Regions from separate parts of the Homo sapiens genome. Here all the other regions are linked to region 1. A link is a loop called in an ENCODE intact Hi-C map of the cell type or tissue named here. Cell type or tissue: Calu3. All regions are shown on one strand. Links, peaks and the distances in the headings refer to the core of each region. The heading gives the core; the rest is flanking DNA.

Region 1 (5,586 bases), core at 137-5,136:
CCTGATTCATGAGGAAAGGGTCTTTTTCTGGCTTGTCGCCTACAATGAAGAAGTACTTAAGGGAAGGGATGCGATATGTCTGAGTAGCCCTTCTCAGCTGGGACACTGAGACCCATGCTGTTGGTGAACAGTCAACGCAGGACTGAGGATGAAAATACCTTAATGCCCATGCTCTTCTGGGTTCTCCACAACCTGAGAGATCTAAAGGACTTGCCTAGGGGAAGTCAGAGAGTTCTTCTATGGGGCTTTAACTTCAATTGTCCACAGGGCTCCTTTCTGAACAGCAGGAAATGAGGGCTTTTGTCAGTTTCTGTGACAGGTAGAACCGTGCACCCAGCAGTTCTCACCTGCTAGTAAACCCCAGGTGGGCCCCTCTGTCCTCTGACCAGTCCATCCCTATTCCCTGAAAACCATGTGGCCATCAATACTGGTTCATGCTCTACCTGCTCTAGAAATTCTTCTCTTCTGCTCACCACCTTCTCTGCCTAGCAAACTCCTACCCATCCTTTAGCACCTGATTCAAATGTCCCTTCTTTATTAATCCTTTCCAGATTGTCCCAGGCAGGGCTAATTAGGCCCTTCCCTAACTCTGCTTTTCATGAATCCTCTGTTCAAGCCTTTAGCTAACCTTGCTCTGCAAGATGGCTGTTAATGCCTTGGTCTCGCCTATCAGACAATGAACTTCTTAAAGGCAGGGGCCTGACAGTGTCTAATCAACTTGAAATCTGCACAGCCCAGAGCAGAGTAGGTGTCGAAGTTGGTTGAGCTTAGTTTATGTTTGGCTTGTACAGTGTCTTCAGGAAAGGGCTCCTGGTCCTTTGTCCCTGGTATGAAGAGGAAAACAGACTTTGAGAATAGGTGGGGCCCTGGTCCTTGGTGTTCTCTGGGGCTGTGAGGTCTGGATGCTCTTCTCAGCCCTGGCATAGGTGGTTAAGAGGGAGTCTTATATCCCCACCTTACCCTGGGCTTCTGGGCCCGGGGAAGGGGCAGGTTGAGAAGTCAAAGCCTGTATCTTTCTCTCTTTCTTTCTGAGATCCCTAACACAGACCTGGGCATACAAATGGGGTTTGGCAGGAGGAAATGAGGCTGCATTGCACTGTATCAATTGGCCATGATGCAACCCACAAAAAAGACTGAGAACAGTTGTTCAAACACAGGCCTATAGGCCAGTGATCTTGCCTGTAGCAACCTGGGCTAGAGACTGGGGATCAAAAGCAAGGGAGGTGCTGCTGACTGTGAATATAAACAGGTTCAAGAAGGGCTTAAAGAAATTCCTAGATGACAGATCCCTAGCAGGTAACAGGTCATTAATAACCATGAAAGATGATGATGGTAATAATAATAATAATTAATAATAATAGCTTCAAGGGAGCTTTCATACTTTTAAAAGCTTTTTTCCTACCAGTGTCTCATTAGATACTCACCACTGCTTTGGGGAGGGTGTAGATGCGCAGAAAGGTGAAAGGACTTGCCTGAGGCCACACAGCTTGTTCAGGTTGTTCAGGGCAAAGCTGGCACTAGATTCAAGGGGCGTTCCTGACTCCTTCCCCAGGACTTTCTTTGAGGGTGGGGTAAACTATTGATAGGAGATATTGGGTGTGTCCTGAGCCTAGAGCCTCATTCCTGTCCTCCTCTTCCCATTTCAATGGCCCCAGTCCTGCATCATCATACGGTTCCCGTAAACCCTTCATTCTAAGGTGTTCACCGTGGACAGCAGAAATCAGCGTCCTAGCCCTGTCACTGATTTGTCATGTGACACTGAGCAACAGTCTTCTGCTCTCTTCAGTTTTCCCATTTGTGCAAGGTGATGGTTGGATATTCTGGGAAGTTAACCTTTCAGATCCACTGATTCCTCTTGGTAAAATGGGATGGTGGAAGTACCTGTCATGAGGTGTAATTGACACATGCATGTAACCAGCTTAGCAATATGCCTGGCACAGAGTGAGCACTCAACATATGTAAGTTTTGGGCAATATCTGAGAGAATAGACCCCAAGGTGAGACACTCCAGGTTGTTATAGAACAGGCTGGGGAGAGAATTGTGTCGTCTTCGGGTGGTTGGTCTGCTGTTCCCCTGCTCAAGGGTTTTCAAGCTGGGTTCTGTGGACCCTATGGGCTTCTGGGGAGTCTTCCTCAACTTTCATCTTTGCAATGGTCCCTTAAAACATTTTTGGTGATCTGTATTCTTACTAGAATCTGGAAGGGGCTATTCTGTAAGCGGAGTGAGGCTTTAGAAGTTTTGTGAGTTCACCAGATGCATCCCATCTTAACTGTGTGAGAACATTTGTTCTGAAGCTAGTTTATCTTATTCTATCCTCGCATTGTCCTGTAATTTGCTCTTGAGAGGAGCACTTGTTCTAAATGACAATCAAGGTCCCCCTTGGAGAGTGAAAGGGGCCAGTGCTGCCACCTACAGACAGAAAGGTGATTAGATTCATTTCATAAAGAGCCTGGTTAAAGAGCAGCAGAAAAAGCAAGGAGAGCTTTTGTCAACAGCCCCAAAAGTCTCCCTCACCTTATTACCCTACTATTTAAAAATCTATCATGTTTACCACTATTATCTTCAGACATCTTACATTAACAGAAATCACTGATTGCAAACCAGGATGCATATAGTGCCATTTCCATTTGGGGGGCCACCACTGGAGCCCTGAAATCACCATGGCACCTTGTATAAGAGATGAGATGATTCTGTATCCATTTATTGATTGGCTCAGTACATATTGTATCATTGCTTTAGTACTGGATCAAAATTGTGAAGGTCTTGTATCTTTGCAGAATTTGCAAAACTTTGGCTTAACAGATTCCATTGGGATGGGATAATCTAAATGTAAGTACCAAGAATTGACCAAATGGGGAATTCTTACTCTTGAGGTTTAGTGAGCTCACAGGAGTTTCCTCCAGAGTTTTCTTAGGCCAGTAGGCAGATGCAATCTGTCCAGTGTGGGGAGCCAGGAAGAGAGATCTGATCTCTGCAATTCAGGGCTCATGGTGAATTTGAGATTTACTGCCAACTTTCCTTGGCCACAGAGATTGTGAACAGGAAGTGAAACTTGGGCCAGACAGCCTGGGGGTGCAGAGCTAATATAGACTGAGGAAGGCAAACATGTATAGATCATTCGCAGGGCAACCCATGCTAAAGCATCACTACAAATCCACTTATCAAATGTTTTCTCCATTCATCAAAGGAAAAAACAGGAGCTCAGAGTGGGGAACTGCCCTGTGCAAGGCCCCCAGCAGATGGAGAATGGAGTCAGGACCAGAATCCAGGCCTTCTGACTCCTTACCATATGCTTTCCAGGGAGACTGGCCTCCTAACCCTTCATTCCCTGTAGACAACCTGACATTGCAGGTCCTTCTCCACTTCAGAGTTTATAGCTAGTTCTCTTGAAGACCCACCTGAAGTAGCAGTCATGGATACAGACACAGGACAAAGGTTCAGGAGCCCCCAGAGTTCTCTCAAACATTGTCTCTACTCAGATGCTCCTGATGCCTCCTGTTCACAGTAGGTGACCTCCTGGAATAGGGCCTGGCTCCCTACCCAAAACTCCCTTTCCTGGAGGGCTATGGAGATGAAGCTTAATCTTTAATGAACTGGCTTTCAGTTTAACGGCTCCCTTGGCAATGATTAATACCCAGTGACCTAGTCTGGCATCTAGTGAACCTGACCAGGCCTGACTCAGGAGAGTGTTGGTGGCCTTCAGGCCCAAGTGTGGGCTCATATGCAGGTGGAAGAGGCTTGACAAGTGCTGGAATGGCTTCCTACCTAAGAATATATTCTCTGTCCTGTGCCTGAAATTCTGTTATTTAGGTGGTCATTCCTCAGACGTAGGGTATCACAAATGTACCTGGCAAGAGGAGCTAGTCACATAAGTTGTGTTTCAAATACTCCTTGGGCTGTCGTTTGGCAGTTCTGGTGTCCAGCAGCTCAGAAGAATTACAGGATTCATGACTTTTAATCCCAGGTTAGCAAGCTGATGAAATATCACCGGATCTGCAGTGAAATTAGACTGTAAGCTTCTTGTGGGCAAAGACAAGGGTCTGGAGATGTATAGGGAGAGAACACAGATTTGGAGCTGGAAAGGCCTTGTTGCAAAGTCCAGCTCTGATAGTCACTAGCTGTGAGGACTTGGGCAAGCCTCCCTAAGCCTCAGCTTATTTGTCAACCAAATGGAGAAAATAATACCTCTCTCTAGACTCTTCAGAGAATGAAATGAGAAAGTATATGTAAAGTGTCTGATTATTACAGAGACACAGACTTAAGCCAGGCACAGATGCTGTTCCTTCCTTCATTTTCTCTCCTCTTAAGTTTGACTTAGCTGACCCTTTGTAGTGAGGAAGAGAAGATCTCTGGTTCATCTGGGGAGAAGAATTTTTCTTATGTACTTTGGGATTTTTACAAGGATGGCCTTTCTCTGTGAGACTGGACAGTTAGCCAGATGTCAAGGCTCCATCCTATCCTACCTGTTGAAGCATCTGGAACCATTGAGCAGGGCTGGGTCCATCGCCCTCAGTATCTCCTTGCCTCTTCTGATGATTATAAACATTGCAAACTGAGAAACTGCATTGGTCAGAGTCTGTCACAGTCTCCTGCCTCTGTTTTGCGTCTTGATACCAGCCCGCATTAACCATGGGTCTGGCAGCAACTCCCTCCCTCTGCTGCCTGATGGATGCTCTCACACGTTGGCACCTCTGGCATGGTGTGGAGATGTGGCATTTCAGTTCCCTGCCTAGGCTACTGCAGAGTTTGTATCCTTCATCTTGAGAGGCATGACCAGGAGGGACACCAAATGGAAAGGTGCTATTCTTCCCTCTATGCTCCAGTGCCAGGTGGCACTGTCCCTGACTGCCTGAACGTGCCATCCTCTTTCATGTTCCTGTGTCTTCCTCTTCCTCTTGCCTCTGCCTGGAATGCCTTTCCTAGAAGCTCTGTCTGGAGAGCAGCTCATCATTCAGCTCAGGAACATCTGATGGGCAAGGACAAGGGTCTGGATGGGAGAGATGTGTGGGAAAAGAACACAGATTTGGAGCTGGAAAGGCTTCAGTGCAAAGTCTGGCTCCAATAGTCACTACTTTCCACTACTCTGTGTGTATCTATTTACCTGCCCATCCCTCTTACAGTCTGGAGGCTCCACGAGGAGCCCCCCAGTCCTGGCCTGGAGCTCAGTGCCCAGGACTATGTTCCTGGGACTGCTGAGATGAAGTCATGTGTGAAGGCAGGAAAGTAGCTTCTGTGACCTCCCTCATGAAGACAGATCGGGAGCTAGGGTTGGAGGTCAGGCAGGCTGAGCAGGGGACCACAAAGCCCCCAGCAGAAGCCATGGCCCCTTCTCTGTTTTGGTTTTGCTTTTGTGGGCTTTTCACTTCAGAAGTTAATCTAGTTAATGCCAACAATGTCATTTAGGCAAGCCAGCAATTTCCTTTTGCCCTTTATTTAACAAGCCCTCACCCCACCCCAATCTCTATAATAAAGGCATGCAGGTGGGTAATTACAGAGGTGTAAAGTGAGGGTGCTGGGCCAGGGCCAGCTGAGCATTCTGGAGCATCTGCTGGGGAGGGTCCTGGGAAACTCCGCAGCTCCGCTATT
Region 2 (5,586 bases), core at 171-5,170, 110 kb before region 1:
TGGGCCTGTATCAGTAGTTTTTTTCCTTTTGTTGCTGAGCAGTATTTCATTATTTGGATACACCACAGTGTGTTGTATTGTCTCCCCAGTTTAGGGATATTTGGGTTGTTTAAATTTGGGGTAGCTACAAAGAAAGCCACTATAAACATTTCTGTGTGAACAGAGGTTTTGATTTCACTTGGTTAAATACCTGCAAGTGGGATTTCTGGATGTGGTAAGTGTATGTTTAATGTTATAAAAACTGCAAAACTGATTTCCAGAGTGGTTGTACCATTTTGCATTCCCAGCCACAATGTACAAGATTTGTAATAGCTCCTTAATCTCATCAACCCTTGCTATTATCGGTTTTAATTGTAGCCACTGGATTAACTGTACTGTAGTACTCCACTGTACTTTTACTTTGCATTTTTCTAATGACTAAACATGTTAAGCATCTTTTATTATGGTACTTACTTGCCATTCATATATCTTCTTTTGAGAAGTGTTCAAATCTTTTGCTTATTTAAAAAATTGTATTTGTTTTCTTATCATTTAGTTTTGAGCATTCTTTATATATTCTAAAGACAAGTTCTTTATCAGATATGTAATTTGCTTTGTCTCTGATCTTAGGGGAAAGTATTTTATTTTCACCATTATATATGATATTGCTTGTAGGTTTTTTGTAAATGTTCTTTATCAGATAAAGTTCTCTTCTAGTCCTAGTTTACTGAGAGTTTTTATCATGAGCAATATTGAATTTTGTCAAAGGCCTTTTCTGCATCTAATGAGATGATCATATGGGTTTTTCTTCTTTAGTCTACTGATTTAAGAAATTACATTGATTGATTTTTGAACATTAAACCAGCCTTGTATTCCCAGGATAATTCCTGGGTCATATTGTATTATCCTTTTTATATTTTGCTGGATTTGAATGACTAATAATTTTGTTGAGAGTTTTTGCATCAATTTAATGACACAAGGGGTTTTGGTCTATAGTTCTCTTATAATTTCTTGGCCTTGTTTTGGTATCAGGATAGTCCTGGCCTTATAAAGCTGGGAAGTGAGTTAGGAAGTGTTCCCTCCTCTACCCTCTCAAAATTTTATATTTTGTCCTTTCACTATTCTTTGTAGTCTTTTTCATCTGTGTTACTAGTTTTGCTAATTCAGTTTGCTTCAGAGACTCAATTGTGCTACACACAATAGCTCAAGGTGATGAAAAAAGACAAGTAAGACTAGGTTTTTTTTTTTTCCATATGGAGGTAAAGAGAAATAATAATAATAGGTACCTACCCTTTATTGAGCTCCTGGTCTTTTCCATGCATTTTACTCATATGAACACCAAACCTTTGTTGCAACCCTGTTATGCCAGCTTTAAGCATTTTAAGGATGAGAAAGTTTAGGCTTAGAAGAGGGAAGTAGCCTGTCTAAAGTCACATTATTCTCAAAAGCAAGAGCTGTGGTTTGAAGCCTGGTTCAAAGCTTATGTTCTTCCCACCTTATTTTGTCATCTCTACTAATGCTTATGAACACCTACTAAGTGCCATCTATTTTAAATCTTTTATTTCTTGTCACTGTTAATCACTGCAACTTTATGAGATTTGTGCTACTTTCTCCCACGTTAACAGCAAGGAAATTAAGATTCAGAAAGGCCAAGGACCTCACCCAAGGTTGGTCAACACTGTTAGGCACCAAACACCCAGGAGTGATGGGGCAGGAGGTAATTAGCATAATGGCGTCATTAACACATACAATATATAACTCATACAAAGCAGCTTTGCAGAGTGCCACAACTGAGGCATAAACAGAGAGGCTGAAGGCAAGGAAGAGATTAATTATGACTTGGGCACTCCTAGAAAGTGTACAGGAAAGAGGTCAAGCAGCCAAGACCAGAAGACATGGTTGGAGGAGTTCGGGCGTCAATTGAGTTAAAAATCTTGGTAAACAGCAAAGGATGGCCATGGCCCATAGAGTGAATAAAAGCCAAAACAAGGAGGTCATGCAGCTAGATTTTCCAGTGTCATGACGCTGATGCTGAGCAGAGCTGACATGCACTAACACAGGAATAGCTCACATCTGCAGAGCACTTGCCTTCCAACACATTATCTCCCGCAGCTCACAGGGTGATTACCCGCACTTTATAGGTGAGGAAACCGAGGCTCAGAGGGTAAAGCCCCTGCTGGTGACTATACACAACCTATCAGAAGCTCCAGGCCTAGACCTGATTCCTAGTCCAGTACTCCTTAAGACAGAAAGTCAAGCACAGAGCAGCCCAGGTGTCATGAATCTGAATGAAGCCAGATAAGTACCCCAAAAGGCTCTGAGACTTTTGGTGACATGGACTCTTAAATCTGTGGCAACAAAAATTCTGGAATTTGGGGGGCCGTGGGCTTTGGAATCTTGAGGTCAAAAGGTCTGAAATTCTAATGACGCAGGCCGTAAAATCTTAGGGTCAAAGATTCCAAAATAGTGCTAATAGGCTCTGGGACAGTGGGGATAGAGAGACTTGGGCATGTAGGCAAAGGTGCTGTTATCCTGAGGGCATATCCTGAGTGATGGCTTGCCAGGGATGTCCTTTAGGGGGAGCAGACAGACCAGCTAAAGGCCAATAAGCAAAATGGCTTTGCAAAAGGTACAAGGAGTCTAGTCAAACATTAAACTTCCCAATCAGGCCGGAACTGTCACCCCAGCAAACCTGCTGTGCTTAGAGCACCTGGTGGTAAACACACCTATCTCAGGTTGTTAACTTTTTACCTCTTCTTGCCCCTGGAGACAGGAGACAAAAGACAGGAGTTGAGGGTCGAGTACAGCCTTCAGATTTAAACCTCGAATGTCTAGACCTCCCTATCTCTTTCCAACCCTTTAGGTTTAAAAAATCAGACCATATTTTCATTTTCAAGAGAATGAGGGAGAGGAAATGCAGCTCCAAGACCTCACCCCAAATTCTTTTCTTTGCACTTGGTTTATTGAGAAGAATACAAAATTCTTACCCCTCCATAAGCTTCTAAGACCGTCCCAAGTGACAAATAAGATGACCTTTCTCTCTCCTTAACCTCAGTATTCCTCCTTCAAAATTTCAAGATGTTTCCCTTCCACTTAGTTCCTTACACCCGCCACTTCTGTGCATCTGAATCATCTCTCTCACCACCCTCTCGCCAAGCCTCCTCATCACCCCTCTCTCACTTTTAGTCTCCATCTTTCTGTCCCTACATTTCCAGCTCCCATGACTTTGCTAAGTTTTTAAATTAAATCCTCATGACAAATCTATAAGACTAATACACTGACATTAACCATATTTTATAAATAAGAAAACTGAGGTTCAAGGGGGTTACGTGACTAACATAAGGGCACACGGGTTGTAAATGTCAGAGCTGAGTTCAAACAATAACTTTAATGCTATTACTAATAATAGTAAAATTGCTAATACATAGTAAGAGTAACTGCAATTAATGCTACTATGATGCATGCTGTGGGACAGACACTATTCTAAGCACTTTTAAAATATTAAAGTAATTTTTGAGGGTGATATGGCTATTATTATTCTCATTTTACAGATGAGGAAACTGAGGCCCAGAGAGCTGAGTAAATTGCCCAAAGTCTCAAAGTTCTGTTTGACTCTGAAGCCTGTGAAGCCTGGTCACTTCCCTGCCCAACTCTATTGGCCTCTCCCATCAGTCCACTCTATGATTGTATTTTCTTTTCTTTCTTTTTTTTTTTTTTTTTTTTTTTTGAGACAGGGTCTCACTCTGTCACCCAGACTGGAGTGCAGTGGTGCGATCTTGTCTCACTGCAACCTCTGCCTCCCGGGTTCAAGTGATTCTCCTGCCTCAGCCTTCCAGGTAGCTGGGATTACAGGTGCGTGCCACCATGGCCAGCTAATATTTGTATTTTTAGTAGAGACAAGGTTTCACTATGTTGGCCAGGCTGGTCTTGATCTCCTCACCTCAAATGATCCACCCGCCTCATCCTCCCAAAGTGCTGGGATTACAGGTGTGAGCCACTGTGCCCAGCCTATGATTGTACTTTCTAGGCTATGGTTCTTCGGATCTGTGTCCCCAAGGTCCCAGAAACTTTCTAGAGAAAATAATACATTTTTCTGAGAAAAAGTCCCTGAAAATCAAGACACAACATTTCAGATTTCATTCATTCATTCACTCATTCAAAAAATAAACATATTTACCAAGCTCCTAGGATGTACCAGGCATGGAGCCTACATTCCAGTGGGAGAGACAAAACTATAAGAAGGAGGCAACTAAGTGCCAAGATTTCAGGAAGTGACAAATGGTGTAAAGAAAGGAGAGAGAGGTAGGCGGGGCACAGTGGCTCACGCCTGTAATCCCAGCACTTTGGGAGGCCAAGGCAGACGGATCACGAGGTCAGGAGATCGAGACCATCCTGGCTAACACTGTGAAACCCCATCTCTACTAAAAATACAAAAAAATTAGCCGGGTGTGTGGTGGGCGCCTGTAGTCCCAGCTACTCGGGAGGCTGAAGCAGGAGAATGGTGTGAACCTGGGAGACAGAGCTTGCAGTGAGCCGAGATCGGGCCACTGCACTCCAGCTTGGGCGATAGAGCAAGACTCCGTCTCAAAAGAAAAAAAAAATAATAATAAAAAGAAAGAAGAGAGAGGTAAGGTGTTCAGAAGCATGGGCAGCAGGAAATCATGCAAATCTAATGGACCCTTTATCTGTCCAGGACCAGCCACATACACACATCAGAAGAGAGCTCTGTGCAGATGAGCTCAAGTATAAAGGCCCAAGACAGAAATGAGTTTGATGAGCTGAAGAAACAGCAAAGTTAGAATGAGATCAGAATGGGAAAAGACAAGGGAGATGATGAAGCTGGAGAGGCAGACAGAGAGCACAGAAGGAAAACAGGGGCCAGGGGATGGCTCTGGATTATTCCACATGTGAAGAATGGCTTCAGCCAAGTCACAAGGGAAGTGAGAAGAGATGGCTGCAGACAAGCAAACAAGGAATGCTGAGCTCACCAACAGAGGCTGCCTCGGTCACTCTCAGCCTCTGCTGATTCACTCGTCTTTGCCTCTACCAGAGTGGTGGAAAAATGTGTCCCCAAATTTTCAGCCACCAACACCTCCCTATGTGAACTTGGCAAGTCGCTCAGCCCCTTGATGTCTCCTTTATTTTTTATCTGCAAAAAGGCAATGGAAACTCCACTGGCAGTGGTGAGGGGGCACTGGTGGGAAGGGTACTGATGCTCACCTGGGACCTGAACCCTTGGGCCTGCTTCCAGTAGAGAAGAGGGTTTCATTTCCGTGGGCACAGTGCCCCACACAGAGCAGGCCTTCAATGCATTTTTATGAACTAAATGTCCCAAACAGAGATCTGGAGGTCACAGGGGCATGGTGGTCCCAAAAGTCCTGCAGGGCATGGTAAGCCAGGCTGGACTGATGGGCTGAGACTTCAGGCGTCGACTCTCCTTTCCTCCCCAGCGCCAAGCCAAGCGGGCAGCAGCAGGCCCACTGCACCAGAGGCAGACAGGCAGGCGGGCAGGCAGGGGCGAGTCATCGGGCACATGGAGAAAGGAGGGCATTGTCTGCTGAAACCCAACCAAGGGGCCAGGGCCACAATGCGGGGGATTCTTTTGGG
Region 3 (5,586 bases), core at 171-5,170, 320 kb before region 1:
ATAGTCCTTTTGTGACATTAAAGCTGATACTGCTTTTCCTTATCCCAAGGAAGATCTACTTAGGAACATCCATCCATTTCCACTCTATTTTGCATTTTGTTTCTTTTTCATCAAGAATTGTTAAGTTCTGTAACATATCTTGTCATTGTCCCTGGGGATCATCATCTGATTTTTCTTCTTTGCTCTTTTAATATGATGAATAATAGTAGATTTCCTAATATTGACCTATCCTTACATTGTGAAATGAATCCCACTTGGAAATAGTAGTATTCTTTTAATGTTCTTCTGTATCCTGATTGTTAATATTTTAATAAAGATTTTGCATCTAAATCTCTAAGTGAGATTACCCTGTAGTTTTCTTTTTGTTTTTGTACAGTATTTATTGTTTTTTTCTAACATTATGGTCCATTTTTGAAAGATGTTTTGAAGATTTCCTTATTTTTTTCTATGCTCTTGAACAATTCAAATAATATCAGCGTCACCCCATCTGGGACCATGTGTCTGTGTGTGTGTTTAATATTCACAATAACTCTACAAGGGAAGCATTATTATTGTCTTCATTATGCAGTTGAGGAAACCAAGGCCCCAAGCAGTTTCTTGCCCAAAGTCACATAATGAATTAGTGGGGATGACACTTGATTCAGGGTCAAGTCAGACTCAAGGTCAGGTCAAACTCAAAGTCAAACTTCTATTTCCCTTATATGCTCCTTCATGCAGCCACTCTCAAGACAGAGAATGTGGGGCTTGCAACAGACAGATCTTGAGACAACATCTCAGTTCTGCCACTTTCCAGAAGTGTGCCCTTGAACAGATCACTTCACCACTTGACATATGTGTTCCGTTCTCTGACAAATAGGTATAATAATGTCCTCTTCCTCATGGGGTTGCTGTGAGGATGCAATGGGGCAGGATACGAGCAAGAACCTAGTGGAGAAGGATTCACATTCAGCAAGTCTTCAATGCTCACCCACCGTATGCCTGGTAATGCCCACAGGGTGTGGAGAGGAGACATGGCCTCAGCCCCTGCTCCTCTGTAATTGCACAGCCACCACACAGGGTGGTCGCTGTGGCATATCTTAAAGTGGTGGGAGTTGGGGAGGAGCAGTCACACCTGCAGTAACAGCTTTCACACAATTGTCCCCAGTGTTTGATTTGCTCCTCTCAGTAGACTGTGATGCTCTGTGGCAGGCCCAGTGGTTGAGATATGTTCCCTAACGCTGGGATCCAATCACATTTCTAAGTACCGAGGAGATGTTGGCTGAGCCCAGGGCAATGGGAAGACATTTGTGATTCCTTCTTGACCTTGAATCTGGTGGGTCTCAGAAGACCTCGAAACTCTCTATCCCCAGAGTAGAAAAAGTCCAAAGACTTCCCAGTTTGATAATGAGCTTTATAGACTATTTGGAGAACCATTTCCCCACTAATGCAATACAATTGTATTAGCTTTAGTTTTCATGTGGTACCTTAGGCCTCTCAACTTGTTCATCCTACATATGTGCTATTATATATGCTTTGACCTGCGTCTCCCATTCTCTCTTCCCTTCTCTACCTGTAGTAACCACTGTTTTATTCTCTGAAAGAACCATCTTAATACAGATTTATTTCATATTTTTAAATATTTCTTTTCTTTCAGATTATTCTAGTATTTTTTAGGTTTATTCTAATTTTTCATTGTAAATGAAACACAAGCTCATTACATTTTCGGGAATAAAGAAAAATAAAAAATGAATTCCGCAGAACAACCATTAAGAATATTTGAGACTATTCTCTCATAATCTTTCCACACATGTATTTTTATTTTACACAATTGAGATAATACTTCCTACACAAGTTGTAAACTGTTTTCCTACCCCCAAATTAGCTCAAAACTAAGTCCTCACGTTATTATACAGCACTTACATGCATTATTTTAGTGGCATACTATTCAAGCAAGTGGATGTGCTATAACTTAGTCTTCTACTGTTGGGCAGGTTGGTTGTTTCTACATGTTTGCCATTACATGCAGTGATGGATTGTGCTTTCTTATTCATGAACCTCTGCCCACATGATGAAATTACCAGACCAGTTTTTGAGGCATTCAGTCCAAACTGCCAGAACAATGCCTGTGGGTTTAGAAAAGCAATAGTAGCTGAGAATAAGAGAAATACTTGTTTCCTTTCACATGCCTTCTCTCATAACTGTAAGTTCCTCTTGATACCTTGCATGGGGTCTTAAATATTGTTGTTACTCATGAAATATTTGCTGTATTGTAATACCAATTGGAATTATTAGCTAAAGTTGAGAAGAGAAAAACAGAACTGGAGAGAAGAAGGGAAAGACAGGTAGATCAAACATTAGAGGGAAATACTTTGAACCACATCTGTCCCTCTCTCTGCCCTGCTGCAGTTTTCTGTTTTAAAGTCTCCACTAGGCACTTAGGGAATTGTAGAAACGGTAATACATTGAATCCAGGAAAATGAAGTGTGAAGACCCAGAGATGTGCTCAGAACATAAGGTGGAGGGGCCAAGGCAGAGTTGGGCCGCACTAGGCTGGACAGCGGTCAAGGGCTCTGGGGTTGGCCCATCTCATAGATGAACTCTAGGTGGCGCTGTGGCCACAAAAGTTTTGGGCTGAGGAATTTTGGCAAAGCTGTTAGGAATCTGTGGGTGGGAGCGAGGAAGGGAGAGAGGTAAAGAAAGAATAGTGGACTGGAGTGAAGGAGACACACACACACACACACACACACACACACACGTAGATGGGTGGGGGGGTGGGGGTGGTGGTGGCAGGAATAAGTGAATGGCTCAGACAGTGCTTGGTCCAGAAGAGAGAAAATAAACTGAGGGATCATCAAATTCATTCATTTACTTAATATAAGCATTGATCAAGCCCCATCTTGTGCCTGTCGCTGGGACAGATGGTGGGGATAAAAGGGCGCTTGAGCAGCCACCTCCCTGAGGTCCTGTGGCTTATGAGAAGTGAGTGTGATGGCCATCCATTAGCCCCCAGTGAATCAGTAGTGGCAGACTTGAGATGGACCCTGAAGAAAGAAAAGGGGGCCTATGAAGGGCTGTGATGAGGAAGTGACCTGGTTTTGTAGAGAAGGAAGGATTGCAGAGATGGTTGCCCAGTGGAAGGTACTAAAGGTGAGATCTGAAGGTAGCCAAGACTGAACCGGGGAGAGAGGATTGCCTGCAGGCTTGGCATGTTCTGCTCTGCTCCTTCTTTCATGTAGGAAGCATGTTGGGGCAGTGTCTGGCCTGCCTTCTAGAGTTTATCCAGAGTTTGTACCCTCTTTGCTCCTATTATTGTAGTTCAGTGGGCATATAGAAGTGATTCTGCAGGAATATGTTTGCTCTGCTGACCCAAATGCTCACCTGGGTGCATCACCCAAAGGACTTGTGTTGGGATAAGTTTTAGGAAGTATGATTGTGGCCATACATCAAAGCAGCCTTTTCAATCTATATTCACCAGTACTGAGGCTGATATTTTTATCTCCTCCTATATGATTCACATATCTGTCTCTCTGTTGGTTTTGAATGGAAGAGATGAGTGTGAATTATTGCCTTAGAGACAGCTAAATGCAGATGTCAGCTAGGTCTGAAACTTGGACAAGAGGTCTCTCTGGACCAGAGAGATAAATGTGAGTCACCAGTGAGAGATGGGAATGGAGGAGAAGAGAAGAGGTCTTAGGCTGAGCCATGGGGAGCTCCAACATTGAAAGGCTGGGAACAGGAAGATGATCTTACCAAGCGATCAAATGAGGGAGAGTAGAAATAAATTCAGGAGGAGGTGTCACTGAAGCCTGTAGAAGAGGGTGTTTCCACATGATTATCTCAATAGGCACAGAATAGGCTTTCAATAAAATCCAACACCGCTTCATGTTTAAAACACTCAATAAACTAGGTATTGAAGGAACATACCTCAAAATATCAAGAGCCATCTATGACAAACCCACAGCCAACATCACACTGAATGGGCAAAAACTGGAAGCATTCCCCTTGAAAACTAGCACAAGACAAGGATGCATTCTCTCACCACTTCTATTCAATATAGTATTGGAAGTCTTAACCAGAACAATCAGGCAAGAGAATGAAATAAGGGACATCCAAATAGGAAGAGAAGAAGTCAAACTATCTGTTTGCAGACAATGTAATTATATGTGTAGAAAACCCCATGGTCTCAGCCCAACAGCTCCTCCAGCGGATAAACAACTTCAGCAAAGTTGCAGGATACAAAATCAATGTACAAAAATCACTAGTATTCCTATATACCAACAATAGCCAAACCGAGAGCCAAATCAGAAAGGCAATCCCATTCACAATTGCCACAAAAAGAATAAAATGCTTAGGGATACAGCTAACCAGTGAGGTGAAAGATTTCTACAATGAGAATTACAAAACACTTCTCAAACAAATCAGAGAAGACACAAACAAATGGAAAAACATCCCAGGCTCATGGATAGGAAAAACCAATATCATTAAAATGGCTACTGCCCAAAGCAATTTACAGATTCGATGCTATTCGTATCGAATTACCAATGACATTCTTCACAGAACTAGAAAAAAAATTTAAAATTCATATAGAACCAAAAAAGAGCCCGAATAGCCAAGGCAATCCTAAGCACAAAGAACAAAGCTGGAGGCATCATGTTACCCAACTGCAAACTATACTATAAGGCTACAGTAACCCAAACAGCATGGTAGGGATACAAAAACAGACAGATAGACCAATGGGACAGAATAGAGAGCCCAGAAATAAGGCCACACATCTATGACCATCTGATCTTCTACAAAGCTGAAAATAACAAGCAATGGAGAAAAGACTCTCTATTCAATAAATGGTACTGAGATAACTGGCTAGCCATATGCAGAAGATTGAAACTGGAACCCTTCCTTATACCTTATACAAAAATCAACTCAAGATGGATTAAAGGCTTAAATGTAAAACCCCAAACTATAAAAAACCTGTAAGACAACTTAGGCAATACCATCCTGGACATAGGAGCAGGCAAAGATTTTATGACAAAGACATCAAAAGCAATCACAACTAAAGCAAAAATTGACAAGTGGGATCTAATTAAACTTAAGACCTCCTGCACAGCAAAAGGAAACTATCAACAGAGTAAACAGACTACTTACAGAATGGGAGAAAACATTTGCAAACTATGCATCTGACCAAGGTCTAATATCCAGCATCTATAAGGAACTTAAACAAATTTTCAAGAGAAAAAAAAACCCATTAAAAAGTGGGCAAAAGACATGAACAGACACTTTTCAAAAGAAGACATACATGTGACCAACAAGCATATGAAAAAAAGTACAATATCACTGATCATTAGAGAAAAGCAAATCAAAACTACAATGAGATACCATCTCACACCAGTCAGAATGGCTATTACTATTTAAAGTAAAAAAAAAAAACAACAGATACTGGGGAGATTGTGGAGAAAAGGGAACACTTATACACTGTTGGTGGGAGTATAAATTAGTTCAACCATTGTGGAAAGCAGTATGATGATTCCTCAAAGAGCTAAAAGCAGAACTACCATTTGACCTAGCAATTCCATTACTGGGTATATACCCAGAGGAATATAAATCATTCTA

Evidence for each region. Peaks named below come from ENCODE experiments on the same cell type or tissue, not always from the same donor. Only the 100,000 strongest peaks of a DNase experiment are listed, where the experiment ranks them.
Region 2: a loop joins it to region 1, with 14 times the contacts of the local background. A loop is called at or near these places in 12 of 110 quality-filtered maps.
Region 3: it touches region 1 in a loop (11-fold over the local background); 64 of 110 quality-filtered maps call a loop at or near these places.

Annotation. Positions count from the first base shown.
Region 1 is chr1:48,058,961-48,064,546 of GRCh38, forward strand. The region is part of intron 4 of LINC02794 (long intergenic non-protein coding RNA 2794); the gene reads left to right. Among named protein-coding and RNA genes, the nearest start is that of LINC02794, 12 kb to the left of the region's middle. RefSeq lists an enhancer at 2,081-2,625. In Calu3, for the core only: no CTCF peak of the experiment used is centred there; a DNase peak (open chromatin) is centred at 2,411.
Region 2 is chr1:47,945,720-47,951,305 of GRCh38, forward strand. The region is part of intron 2 of TRABD2B (TraB domain containing 2B); the gene reads right to left. Among named protein-coding and RNA genes, the nearest start is that of TRABD2B, 49 kb to the right of the region's middle. In Calu3, for the core only: a CTCF peak has its summit at 2,543; a DNase peak (open chromatin) is centred at 2,572.
Region 3 is chr1:47,736,199-47,741,784 of GRCh38, forward strand. No RefSeq gene overlaps it. Among named protein-coding and RNA genes, the nearest start is that of LINC01738, 50 kb to the left of the region's middle. In Calu3, for the core only: a CTCF peak has its summit at 2,586 (motif pointing right); a DNase peak (open chromatin) is centred at 2,593.